2 separate regions of the Homo sapiens genome follow, and region 2 is linked to region 1. Evidence: chromatin contacts called from ENCODE Hi-C or POLR2A ChIA-PET data. All regions are on one chromosome and are shown on one strand. The core of a region is the stretch at or near the end of the contact, and the rest is flanking DNA. Distances in the headings are between cores, read along the strand shown. Region 1 holds the start of ZNF670 (zinc finger protein 670). Region 2 overlaps ZNF670-ZNF695 (ZNF670-ZNF695 readthrough (NMD candidate)).

The links. Hi-C counts contacts between places; a loop is a spot of excess contacts on that map. ChIA-PET counts read pairs that join two places held with the same protein, here RNA polymerase II (POLR2A). Pooled maps may share reads with other maps.
Region 2: a loop to region 1 is called in a pooled map, with 2.7 times the contacts of the local background. The contact joins the enhancer-like site here to the promoter of ZNF670 in region 1. A Hi-C loop is called at or near these places in 2 of 37 single-sample maps with no recorded cell type and 5 of 50 pooled maps. POLR2A ChIA-PET finds 5 or more read pairs at or near these places in 3 of 52 experiments (H1, activated naive CD4-positive, alpha-beta T cell and naive thymus-derived CD8-positive, alpha-beta T cell).

The regions. Positions count from the first base shown.
Region 1 is chr1:247,074,132-247,080,807 of GRCh38, forward strand. ZNF670 (zinc finger protein 670) reads right to left here and starts at 4,680. Exons shown (of 4, transcript NM_033213.5): 1 at 4,463-4,680. The coding sequence starts at 4,465. ZNF670-ZNF695 (ZNF670-ZNF695 readthrough (NMD candidate)) reads right to left here and starts at 4,680. Exons shown (of 7, transcript NR_037894.2): 1 at 4,463-4,680. RefSeq lists silencers at 4,543-4,856, 4,645-4,714.
Region 2 is chr1:246,955,481-246,962,453 of GRCh38, forward strand. The region is part of intron 6 of ZNF670-ZNF695 (ZNF670-ZNF695 readthrough (NMD candidate)); the gene reads right to left. It also overlaps a transcript of ZNF695 not described here. Among named protein-coding and RNA genes, the nearest start is that of AHCTF1, 27 kb to the left of the region's middle. RefSeq lists an enhancer at 6,843-6,973. Within about 2 kb of position 4,636, at least 2 of the 41 ENCODE cell types and tissues checked have a DNase peak (open chromatin) inside an H3K27ac peak, as active enhancers do.

The sequences.
Region 1 (6,676 bases), core at 3,430-5,929:
TTACGTACAATAAAGCCAGAAACAGACAGCGTAATTTTTTTTTCGCCTCTTAACTAATTAGCTGACCAAATTTGTCTTCAGTGGTCAGAACAAAATACTTGCTAACCAAATTTTACTTAAGTTTCCCTCCTTCCCTCAGGCCCCTGAACTCTGATATACCCTCAGCCTGAGCCAACATACAACCCCTCTTTATGCCTCTCCTGTGAACAGGCTGACCTCAGGGTGAAATGTTCTCTGATCTAGAATCCATCCGGCCCTCTTCCTCTCCTCTTTTTTCTAATCTAGTTTGCTCCTTCCTATGAAAGAAAGCCCTTTTCTGCCTAACCTTTAACATGCTTGCCACTGTTATACCCAGTGTTTTTCCTCATTGCAATACTTCAGAATAAACTCCCTTCTTACATAATTCTGAATTTACTTTATTGCAGCAGTTCCCCACCTTTTTGGCATCAGGGATCAGTTTCATAGAACACAGATTTTCCATGGATGGTGGGGATAGTTTTGGGACCACACTGTTCTACCTCAGATCATCAGGCATTAGATTCTCATAAGGAGCACACAACCTAGATCCCTCCCATGCACAGTTCACAGTAGGGTTCGTGCTCCTCTGAGATTCTAAAGCCACCACTGATCTGACAGGAGAAGGAGCTCAGGTGGTAATGTTCACTCACCTGCTGCTCACCTCCTGCTGCATGGCCTGGATCCTAACAGGCCACCGACAGGTACTGCTCCATGGCCCAGGGGTTGGGGACCCCTGCTTTATTGAATAATGTCTAGAAAGAATGCCAGGACAATGAAAATTACACCCTTAAAAAGGGGATCTCATCCTTTCAATCCAGGCCCAACCACATCCACCTGTGAACACCAGATTTCCAGAACTCTGTAGCTTCTCTCAATATAAAGAGCTCCTTTCATGGCTGAGGTGAGCAGGCTGGGACATCTGTAAAGGGAGGCTCCCAAGGAAGAACTGAGTGAGGCACTTACGTTTAATACCTCAACTGGAAAAGCCAAAGTATCTATCCCTATCATATAATAAATATGTCATTTATTTATTATTTCCATGATAACAAATCATCTCCAGGAGTTGCCAAGTCCTATCCCATAAAACTTAGCATTAAACTCCAATGTCCAGATAACAGGATAAAAAACAGGGTTATCCACTGTTATAAATTCTCCACCCTGCAAAAAGGAGGCACTGATGTTTTGATAAATATTTATAATTCACCAATTTATCTACAACACTTGCTTGTGGAAATGTATTCATTTTTCTGCAGCCATAATGGAAAAGAGATTTTTCATATTTTTCCCTGGTAACATTTTGATATAGTTTGGCTGTGTCCCTACTCAAATCTCATCTTGAATTGTAACTCCCACAATTCCCACATGTGGCAGGAACGTGGTGGGAGGTAATTGAATCATGGGGGCAGGTCTTTCCCCTGCTGTTCTGGTGATAGCGAATACGTTTCATGAGATCTGATGGTTTTAAAAACTGGAGTTTCCCTGCACAAGCTCTCTCTCTCTCTGCCTGCAGCCATCCGCGTAAGACGTGACTTGCTCCTTGTTGCCTTCCGCATGATTGTCAGGCTTCCCCAGCCATGTGGAAATATAAGTCCTTTAAATCTCTTTCTCTTATAAATTGTCCAGCCTCAGGTATGTCTTTATCAGCAGCATGAAAACAAACTAATACACATTCCCAAAGCAAAGTCCTAGAATTCCATTTGAAATCTCCTTCAAAAAAGAACAGACTTGAGAAACTTACTACACTCACTCTTGGGAAGAAAAAGGTTAACAAGAATTTTTAACAAATGGAATATGAATAGATTTTTGCCCCCTTGAAATCCACCTCCTTCTTGTCTCTTTGGAAATATTTTTTTTTAATCTTTCAAGCTCTCTGAATAAAACATATTTTAAAGTTAATGAAAAACTGAAACTGAACTAAGTGAATAAATCTTTTCAAGGCAATAAACTCAGGGAGGGGTCATGCTGGCAGAACACAGACATCTCTGGGTCAAGAGTCAGGTCAGGTCACTGCATCACTTTGGAGATCCTCACAGGCCCATTCTCCTCACAGAAATACTCAATGACCACCCTCCCAGGAGACACTGTACTGTGCCCCACTGTGTGCTTGAATTTTTTTTTTTTTTTTGGGACGGAGTCTTGCTCTGTCACCCAGGCTGGAGTGCAGTGGCGTGATCTCAGCTCACTGCAAGCTCTGCCTCCTAGGTTCACGCCATTCTCCTGCCTCAGCCTCCTGAGTAGCTGGGACTACAGGCGCCCGCCACCATGCCCGGCTAATTTTTTGTATTTTTAGTAGAGATGGGGTTTCATCACATTAGCCAGGATGATCTCGATCTCCTGACCTCGTGATCCGCCCGCCTCGGCCTCCCAAAGTGTTGGGATTACAGGCGTGAGCCACCGCACCTGGCCTGTGTGCCTGAATTTCTAAGCCCTTTTCTGCCTAAACTTTAACATGCTTGCAGCTCTTATACCTGGTGTTTTTCCCCATTGCAATACTTTAGAATAAACTCTCTTTTTTTTTTTTTTCTTTTTCAAACTGAGTCTCCCTCTGTCACCCAGGCTGGAGTGCAGTGGCACCATCTCAGCTCACTGCAACCTCCACCTCCTGGCCTCAAGCGATTCTCCTGCCTCAGCCTCCTGAGTAGCTGGGATTACAGGCATGCACCACCAGACTGGGCTAATTTTTGTATTTTTAGTAGAGACAGTGTTTTGCCATACTGGCAAGGCTGGTCTCAAACTCCTGACCTCAAGTGATCTGCCTCCCTTGGCCTCCCAAAATGCTGGGATTACAGGCGTGGGCCACCACGCCCAGCCAACTCTCTTCTTACATAATTCTGATGATGGTGCTTTTCTGGTTCTTGCACCACCTCACTGGGGTGGGTATTCCTTGTCCTTTGAGATAGTTTTTCTCCTTTCCCAAGTCCGAGAAAATCCAGAGCGCAGGAATCATTTCTAGATTTTTCCCTTAATACCAGCATCTGACTGGCTGCCACCAACGTGTCTCCAAGGAATGATGAAAACTGGGGTTGGAGGAAGAAAATCCCAATGCACCAGGGATTTGTTTTTTAAACGAAGAGTATACTAGGAGACGTCTCTCAACTCCAGGGCACCCAGATGCTGCCTGGAGAGGCTCTACTTCCATATTTTAAACTGTCCTCTGTGAGGAGATGACCCAGGAGAAGGTATTCATTAGACACTCCAAGAGATCTGGCTGCTAAACAGAGGACCAAGAAAAGATATAAGGGTGGCTGAGGACATATCACCCTCTAAAGTTTCCAAAAGGGAACTTCACCCCAAAGATACTCTGGTAAGATGTGCACACTCAAAAAAGATAAAATTAGGAGATGCACAAAGACTTTTTTTTTCTACAATTAACTGTCAGGTGATTATTTTCTGCTTTCCACTCATGTGTAATGTTCAGAAATATTTTAAGAGTGAAAACAAATATTTTCAGAACGACTCACTACTCTGAAAAAAATAACACACTTCATCTGTATGAAATGTACAATAAAAGACAAATACTTGATAATGTTGCATTTGAATATAGGAAAAGAATTGGAAATTTAGGGTTTTACTACAAGCCCCAGAAGAGTTAGGCTGTGGGAACAGGGTCGTTGATGTGAGATCCTGTTGCCATACACTTAGAAATGTGGAGTGTTATGTGAAAATAATTAAACACAGGCACTAGGGAGACTGAGGTGGGGGGATCGCTTGAGCCCGAGTCCAAGACTCCATCATACACATGTACATACACACATGAATGAATAAACAACCAACCAAAACGTAACTCATGCTTGTCTTGTAAATTAATAACTTAAAGGGAAACAAAACAGCCTTAAACAACCACGAACCCACCAATTAACCTCTGGTTACATAACCAGGAGATATCTGGCTGCACAGTCTATATGGGGTGACTACATAACTGTACACGATCAATTATTTAATTGGGTTTGCTTCCTCGGGTTCCTTACAAAAAACCCTTTCCTTCCCCAAACCACAAACCACGCTGGTGGCTTCCTAACTCACGACTCTCTGCTCAAATAAACTCCTTAATATTTTAACGGCGCCTCAGTTTTCTTTCTAACAGGAGAAAGGAGGATTTGGAGACTTCACAGACCACAGCTCCTCCCACGCAGGAACCCCGAACCCCAAGTCGGGACTCTCCCCTGAGGACCCTCCCGTCGGCACCGCACGATCCGAGGGAGATGCGGGTCTACAGAGGCAGAGCTGCCCAGAAAGGGTTCCGGGCCTGGCCGAAGCGGCGGGGCAGGGACAAGCCAGGCGGCCCGGGGTCTGGCTGCGGGTCCAGCCCCGCATCCTGTGCCACTAAGGCCGCGAGGCGCCGGCGGAAACTCGGGTCGGCACCGCGGGGAGGTCCGGGTTCGCCACAACCGCTTCCTGGCGGTTCCCTTTTCCCCTTCCCGAGACACCTGGCCGGCACACTCACCATTTCCCAGTCTCCGGTGTCTGGGGTCCTCCCTAAGGACCTTCCGGGACCTGCAGGTCCCAGAGCAACAGAAGCTGCCGCGGGACCACTTGGACCTCCCAGGGATAAGGGGAAGGAGCAGCGGAGACGCACCGAGCTCGCCACATTCGCGCTGCCCAACACAAAAGCCGCGCCAGGTCCCGGAAGCTGCTCCCTCCTTTCGCGGCGCGCTTGAGAGTACAGTCCCCTTCCCAGCGCCCGATTGGACAGGGCCTTAGGCCCCGCCCCTTCAGTCCTGAGTGACGGGAGATGCAATCAGACACGGCGCTGAGTGAGGCCAGGTTCTTTCCCTGCAGTCCTTTTCTAAGGCATGGATTCTGCCCTGTGCTGAGACCTGGCGCCCCCCGGGGGACTTTCCCATTCAAGCTCATACACAGGATTATGTCCATTTATGAGTAATATTTGTGATATTTACAATTGGAAACACTATGATGACAATTATTCTAAAATTTCAGATTTCACAACCTTCCTGGCCTCTGGTCTTTTGAGGAGGCAGCCTGAATTTTTTTTTTTTTCTTGCTTCTAGTGGGATTAGAGGCAGCTTGAATTTTGAAAAGACAATGTCCTCTCAGGTAGCAACGCCCCATAGAAATAAAATGTGAGCCGCGTGTGTTCCAGTAGCAATAGAAAAGAAAACAACACGTGAAATTGATTACAATGATTTATTTAACCAAATATATCCAAAAATATTGTTTCAATATATGATCGATGTTAAGCTCGCGCCTAATTGAAGAGACTACCCAAACAGGTTAAGTGTGAGCAGCAAGGCTAGTTTACTCACTCGGGTGCGAGCGGGCTGAGTCCGAAAAGAGGGTCAGCGGAGGGTCGTGGGATTGGAGTTAGTTTTATAGGTGAGGGGTAAGCAGTGGAAAGTTACAGTCAGGGGCCGTTTATTACCGGCGGGGGAAGAATGTCACAAAGTACATTGTCACAAGAGGGAGGGGTCACAGTGTCACTAGGCTGATTGATCAGTTAGGGTAGTGCACGTCACAACGGTAAAATGCTGCAAGGTTGGCTAATCAGCTAAGACAGAAACTAGCCGTTTTTCTTCCTTTGTGGTTTTCCTGTTGTCCCAGACTTTCTGGCTCCAGGACCTTCTGGATGTACACGTGTGGGTCACAGGGATCACAATGGCTTGACCATGGCGCAGCCTGCTCAGACGGCCTTACAATCGATATATTATTAATGAAAAATCACTCTATATATTAAGCTTCCAGCATGTTTCAATTCAGCCTGCACATTTGGATACACGTGTCTGGTTTTACCACTTTATTTTAAGGTTGTTCGGGAATGTCTGCCTGTTCCTTTCATGTAACTGTTCATTATTTATTGATTACTATTTCTTAATTTCACTTATCTCAGTGAGAGTTGCCAAATAGTGGTTTTCTAATTATTTTCTCTACAGGTATTAGTTCTCATTCTTCTATTAAAAATGGCGTTTTCTCATGAACTCTCTCCATTACATTAAAACCTACCCTATTAGGAAAGGAAGAATAAAAGCTTGATTCTCCCTTTAATCAATTGTCATAACAATGACGGCGTGGCCTCAGCAAACAAAAAAAATGTGAGTGACTTTTTTCTAACCTTATTTTTTGTGTATTTAATGAGATTCCATACACTGCAGTCTGTATCTATTTTTTGAGCTCAAATTATCCCTTTTTTTTTTTTTTTTTTTTGAGACCGAGTCTCACTCTGTTGCCCAGGCTGGAGTGCAGTGTGGCATGATCTCGGCTCACTGCAACCTCTGCCCCCCGGATTCAAGCGATTCTCGTGCCTCAGCCTCCTGAGTAGCTGGGATTACTGGCACCCACCACAACGCCTGATTAATTTTTGTATTTTTACTAGAGACAGGCTTTCACCATATTGGCCAGGCTGGTCTGGAACTCCTGACCTCAGGTGATCCACCCACCTCGGCCTCCGAAAGTGCTGGGATTACAGGCGTGAGCCACCGCGCCCGGCCAAATTGTCCCATCGTAAGTGAGGGGCTCTATACATTGCCTCCTTTGTCCTTGTACCATATGTTTTGAGAGCTTTCTTATTTTCTGGAGCAGACAGAAACTGTGTGCTTCCCTTTTTCTGTTATATACGTTGCAAAAAGATGACCATTTGGCATTTTCCTTTTTACTTGGCTTATGGCGTTTCCTAACACTCACAATATTCTGGTTTTATATTGTA
Region 2 (6,973 bases), core at 3,386-5,885, 120 kb before region 1:
TTAATTAAGAGTAGAAGCTCTCCCGCAGTGTTCTCATATACTCTAAACTCTAAAATTATCATTCTACTCAGTATTGCTGATCTCTTCATTGAGCTTGTAAACAAACACCTACACAGAACAGAACTAATTAATTTTAATCTAAATCCATTTTCTTTTGTACAAAGGAGGCTTTTTCCCCAAGATTTGTTTCAATCCTTTAGCCTAAAATGATAACGCCCTATATTTACCTAGCGATGTTAACTTTTCAAAGTCCGTTCTTTTCTACCATCTCTCTAGAATGTAGGCTCCTAAGAGTACTACTGTCTTCTGGACAATGTCCAGCACACAGAAGGTGCTCAGTGAGTCCCAGCTGAAGAAAGTGAATATGATGCTCACAAGAACTCCCTGGGTAGACAACGGTCTCATCACTAACCCCTTACTTGACAGATTTAGGTACGGAGGCACGGGAGCCAGATGAGGACATTAACCAAAGATACCCACATGCCAGATATTAGTTTGGATTGGATTTTTTTTTTTTTTTTTTTTTAAGACAGAGTCTTGCTCTGTAACCCAGGCTAGAGTACAGTGGCATGATCTCGGCTCACTGCAACCTCCACCTCCTGGGTTCAAGCAGTTCTCTGCCTCAGCCTCCCAAGTAGCTGAGATTACAGGCTTCGGCCACCAGTCCCGGCTAATTTTTTTGCATTTTTAGTAGAGATGGGGTTTCACCAAGTTGGCCAGGCTGGTCTTGAACTCCTGACCTCGTGATCGACCAGCCTCGGCCTCCCAAAGTGCTGGGATTACAAGCATGAGCTACTGTGCCCGGCCGATTGGATCATTATTTTTAAAAAAATCTATAAAAGATGGTCATGGGGGCCGGGCGCGGTGGCTCATGCCTGTAATCCCAGCACTCTGGGAGGCTGAGGCAGGCAGATCACTTGAGGTCAGGAGTTTGAGACCAGCCTGGCCAACATGGTGAAACCCCGTCTCTACAAAAAATACAAAAATTAGCCGGGCCTGGTGGCAGTCACCTATAATCCCAGCTACTCAGGAGGCTGAAGTAGGAGAATCACTTGAACCCGGGAGGCAGAGGTTGCAGTGAGCCGAGATTGTGCCGCTGCACTCCAGCCTGGGGGACAGAGTGAGACTCTGCCTCCAAAAATAAAAAAAAGATCATGGGATAATTGGGGGTATGTTAATATTGAATTGCCCATTCTATGTTATTAGATATCATGAAACTATTATTGTTATTATTTATTTTTATTTTTGTAGAGATGTGGTCTTGCTGTGTTGCCCAAGCTAGTCTTGAACTCCTGACCTCAAGTGATCCTCCCACCTTGGCCTCCTAAAGTGCTAGGATTACAGGCATGAGCCACTGCGCTGGGCCTATTTCTTGAGATGATAACGTTGTTGTGATTACTCAGTATAACGTCCTTATGCTTAGGAGATGCATGTTGTGACTGTAATATTTACAGGTGGTATCATGATATGTGAAATGAACTTTCTATTGGTTCAGTAAGAAAAAAAGAGATAAAGCAAATATTGAATTAATAAAATGTTAGTATTATCTGCATCTATATGGAGAATAAATGGTATTCTTTGTACTACTCTTTCAAGTTTTTAATTAAAAATTGGGAAACAGGCCGAGTGCGGTGGCTCATGCCTGTAATCCCAACACTTTGGGAGACCGAGGCCGGCAGATCATGAGGTCAAGAGATGGAGACCATCCTGGCCAACATGGTGAAACCCCGTCTTTACTAATAAATACAAAAAATTAGCTGGGCGTGGTGGTGCACTCCTGTAGTCCCAGCTACTCGGGAGGCTGAGGCAGGAGAATCGCTTGAACTAGGGAGTTGGAGGTTGCAGTGAGCTGAGATCAGGCTCCTGCACTCCAGTCTGGGCAACACAGCGAAACTCCGTCTAAAAAAAAAAAAAAAGAATTGGGGAACACAAGCAACGAAGAAACCACAGCAGAAAATCGTATGTCTGACTATAAGAAAACTTTAATCTTCTCTAATTATGGTTAATTTGGGTGGTAGGACTATATTGGACTATTCTTTTCATCTTTTTCTAAATTTTCCACGTGAGCAGATATTTATAATAAAATATTTTAAAATTCAAATTATGTAGCAATATGAGATAAACCTTCAATACCTTTCTAGAAACACATTGTGGCAGATTGGGTTTTTTTTTGAGATAGGGTGTCACTCAGCTTGCCCAGGCTGGAGTGCAGTGGCATGATCTTACCTCACTGCAGCCTCGAGCTCCTGGGCTCAGGTGACTCCTACATTAGCCTCCCCAGTAGCTGGGACTACAGGTGCACACCACCAAGCCTGGCTAATTTTTTGTATTTTTAGTGGAGACAGGTTTTGCCATGTTGCCCAGGCTGGTCCCAAACTCCTGGTCCTACAGACGTGAGCCACCACACCCAGCCTTGTATTTTCTAAAGATGGTTGCACCTGTATATTTATTACTACATGCATCCTACATGCCTTTTCTATGATGAGTCTGACACTTCTCCCACAGAGACGTTGGATCTATGTTTCTTCTCTTTGAATCTAGGCAGGGACTTGGTTTTTGTTTTGTTTTGTTTTGTTTTTGTTTTTGTTTTTTTTTTGAGACAGAGTCTTGCTCTGTCGCCCAGGCTGGAGTGCAGTGGCGCGATCTCGGCTCACTGCAAGCTCCGCCTCCCGGGTTCACGCCATTCTCCTGCCTCAGCCTCCCGAGTACCTGGGACTACAGGTGCACACCACCACGCCCGGCTAATTTTTTGTATTTTTAGTAGAGACAGGGTTTCACCATGTTAGCCAGGATGTTCTTGATCTCCTGACCTCGTGATCTGCCCTCCTCGGCCTCCCAAAGTGCTGGGATTACAGGCGTGAGCCACTGCACCCAGCCGGGACTTGTCTTATGATTGCCCCAGTATTGAAGTTTGGCAAAAAGTCACAAAATATGTGACTTTGAAGGCTAGGTCATAAAAATGAAGAAACCTCCATTTATTTTTCCTTCTCTCTTGGGATCCTTACCCTTAGAACTCAGCCATCACATAGTAAGGAGACTCAGGCCACAGACAGGTCTAGTGAGGAATTCTGGCTGACATCCTCAGCTAGTCCCCAGCCATGAGCAAGCATCAGCTGCTGTCATGATCCTGAGTGAATGATCCCTCAGAGTCCAGGCGCCAGCCTTTGAGTCTTCCAGCTGATATCCCTGACAATGTGGGTCAGAAACCAGCCATCCATTCTACGCCTGGTGTGAATTTCTAACCATGGAAACGGTGCGAGATAATACACGATGTAACGCATGATTGTTGTACTTTAAGCCACCCCATTTTCGGGTGATTTGTTATGCAGCCATAGTAACACGCGGGGACAGTGAAGTCCTCTAAGGTGAAAAGTGTGTTTGCTATTGGTTTAAGAAAGCGAGTGCCACTCACGGGGAAGAAGAAGTGTCTTGTAAATTATCACTAATCTCCTCAGATGTCAATGAATCAGATACTGTAAATTATCCTTACTCTCCTCAGATGTCAGCGAATCAGATACTGTGTCTTGGCCAGGTGCGTTGGCTCACACCTGTAATCCCAGCACTTTGGGAGGCCAAGGTGGGATTGCTTGAGGCCAGGAGTTTCAGACAAGCCTGGGCAACATAGCAAGACCCTGTCTCTACAACAAAATTTAAAAATTAGCCGGGCATGTACCTGTAGTCCCAGCTACTTGGGAGACTGAGGCAGGAGGATTGCTTGAGCCCAGGAGTTTGAAACTGCAGTGAGGTATGATCTCACCACAGGACTCACTCCAGCCTGGATGACAGAGTGAGACCCTGTCTCAAAAAAAAAAAAAAAAAAAAAAAAAAAAATATATATATATATATATATATATATATATATATATATATAAAATCTCTTTTCTGAAAGAAGCATTTAAATGTTGAAAACACATTATCTGCTTATTCTAGAACCCAAAATGGGCATTTTTTTTGTTTTTGTTTTGAGACAGAGTCTCACTCTGTTGCCCAGGCTGGAGTGCAGTGGCACAGTCTCGGCTCACTGCAACCTCCACCTCCTGGGTTCAAGCAATTCTCCTGCCTCAGCCTCCCAAGTAGCTGGGACTACAGGCGAGCGCCACCATACCCGGCTAATTTTTGTATTTTTAGTAGAGATGGGGGTTTCACTATCTTGGCCAGGCTGGTCTCGAACTCCTGACCTCGTGATCCACCAGCCTCAGCCTCCCAAAGTGCTGGGATTACAGGTGTGAGCCACCGTGCCTGGCCCAAAATGGGCATATTTTTAGAACCTAGACTATTGAGCTTGTCACTTTTTCTTACAATGTGCCACATTCTGCACCAATGATGCAGGAAATTAACAGCTAGATGTTCTTAGTTCTCCCTCTCCGTGGCGGTTCTGAAGATAGGCGGTGAAAGTGGACTGTTCCTCAGAAGCAAAAACTCTCCAGTGTTTCTGATCCATTAGTTCCGTAGCAATGTATGAGTTTTCATAACTATGGTTATGTATTTTGGTAAGCTGCTATCTTCATGCAACAGTCAATTTCACTGAACTTCATTTCCTCTAAGTATGTTAGATTACATATTTCACAATGTATTATTTGAAACAAACCAATCTCATTGAAAAACCCAGTTGAGAAGCTTCATGAATAATTTAACTGCTTGCTTTTCCTCTCAGATTTCACACATTTTGCCACGTCATTATTTAAGGAAACTTTCTCATATTGTAATACTTCCTCTTTTCTATTCAAAGAAATTGTAAACATATCAGCAAAAAGGGAACCACAGTTTTATCTGGAACACTAATATATTTAGAGTGAACAACACTGCCACCCTAAGATTTCCCAGTAACCTAGATGCATTTTGCTGTACTCAAGCAGGCTGATATGATTGCAGTTTGGGGAAAAATTTATATTATATAGAGTGTGGTTTCTTTTGGAGTGGTTTGCTAGTTTCTCCAATGCTGTTTGTCATATATGTAAAAGTAAAAACAGTTGGTATTGTGTAGCAGTATAGAATACTACCTATGTTCTCTCTCTATATATATGCCCCAGAGAACCATTTGTTTCCATTCAGAGTGATAAGGTTATACAAGACCTACTTGGCCATGCAAGACAAGTTCTTTTCTTCATTTCTGTCTACAAATTCAGATCATTTCTCCATAGTTCAAGATAGCTATCTATCCTTCAAAGAATGGTACAGGCCAGGCATGGTGGCTCACACCTGTAATCCCAGCACTTTGGGAGGCTGAGGCCGGTGGATCCCTTGAGCCCAGGAGTTCGCGAGCAGCCTGGGCAACATGGCAAAACTCTAGAAAAATATAAAAATTAGCTGGGCATGGTGGTGCTCACCTGCAGTCCCAGCTACTTGGGAGTCTGAGGTGGGAGGATCACCTGAGCCTGGACTGGTTGAGATCACGCCACTGCACTCCAGCCTGGGTGGAGACCCTGTCTCAAACAAACAAACAAAAAACAAAAAACAACACAAAGAATGGTAGAGAGAGCTGTAAAAGTAAAGAATCTATGAAGGTCTTTTGAGCTCAAAAATGTTTCTATTTCAATTATCATTTAAAACATGTTCACTATGAAGGTGGGCTTCCTGACTTGATTCACTCATTGAAATTCATAGTAGGGTCAGTTGATGACCAAGAAACTTAGCTATTTCAAAATCATGGGGTATAAGTCTTAACATCAAATAATGCATATGTAACTCAAACTTCTCATCTTTAGCATCATCAGTTCAAAAATTATATACGTTACTCCACTAATTAGGCATAACACTTCATTAGAAGTTATATATGCATTCAAAGCCACCTCCAGCTGCACCAGCCTATAATGAGCTGTTTATTTGTTCATGTGACAATCTTATATTGCTACCTATTATTTCATGTGCACGTAGATACTCGATAAAGTCTTTTAAAATGAATGAATGCAAATCTTCTGCCTCCCACAGTGCCTGTTCTTAAATCCTAAGCCCCATTATTGCTACTCCCTGCCACCTCCATTCCATAAACTGCAGGGCCATTGTTCTATAAGCTGCTTGAGTTTAAGAGTGTTGCTTTCACAGCTCTCTTCATACGTACAGGAAGGCTCTGCTTCTCCTTCCCAAGACACTCAGGGAATCTTTCCAGGATGCTTCCCATTCACTCTACTGAATTCACCTACTCCCTCTTGCTACCTCTGCTTATAGTATTTTGCTTCAGACCCAATTGTCACCCACTGGTCCCTGAGATAGGCAAAAGATGCTTTAGACTATTTTCTTGGGTGCTGCCCTCGGGCTCCACATCCTGCAGCCTGCCTCATTCCCATTCTGGAAGGGAGTTCAGATAGCTTGAACTTAGTAGTAAGGGTGATCTGACTCCTGTGATCATTGACTTCAGTGTTCACCAGGCTGCTTAGCAAAGGGCCCTCTTCATCACTCCCTTCATCATTCAGTTAAGGGAAAAGATCTCAAGAACGCAGAGGCATAGAGAGGCACCTCAATGGCACTGTGCTTTGCAGACATATGAGTTGTCATGGCAGACGGTGGTGGTGACGATCACTGCTGCCTGTATCTTTATAACCTTAGAGAAATCTGAACTTCTCTTTAAGGAAATCCATGTGTAATTTCCTTCTCTGGTTGCTTCATAGGGCAGTCAAGGCGGCAGGAAGCCACAAAGCCCTGGCTAACAAATTAAAGCAATGTTTATATGCTAGGCTTGGTCTTTCCTAATGAAGGAGAGGCTGCTGACTAGTGGGGCTCAGGTCAGACTTCCTGTCACCAGCTGGGCTTGCACACGTAGGGAACACTGACGAATGGCTTGGGCTTTGTGCCCCATCAGCACTGGGCCCTCATGGCCCAGTCACAGGAATATGGCTAGCAAGGCAGCACGACTGCTTTACACCAGAGTTCAGGGAAAGGCATCACATCCCTCAAGCCACCCAAGCAAGAAGTCTGGTGGTCGTCCTAGCCTCTTGCTCTGCCTCATACCTCACAGACGATTTGTTTACCACGTCAT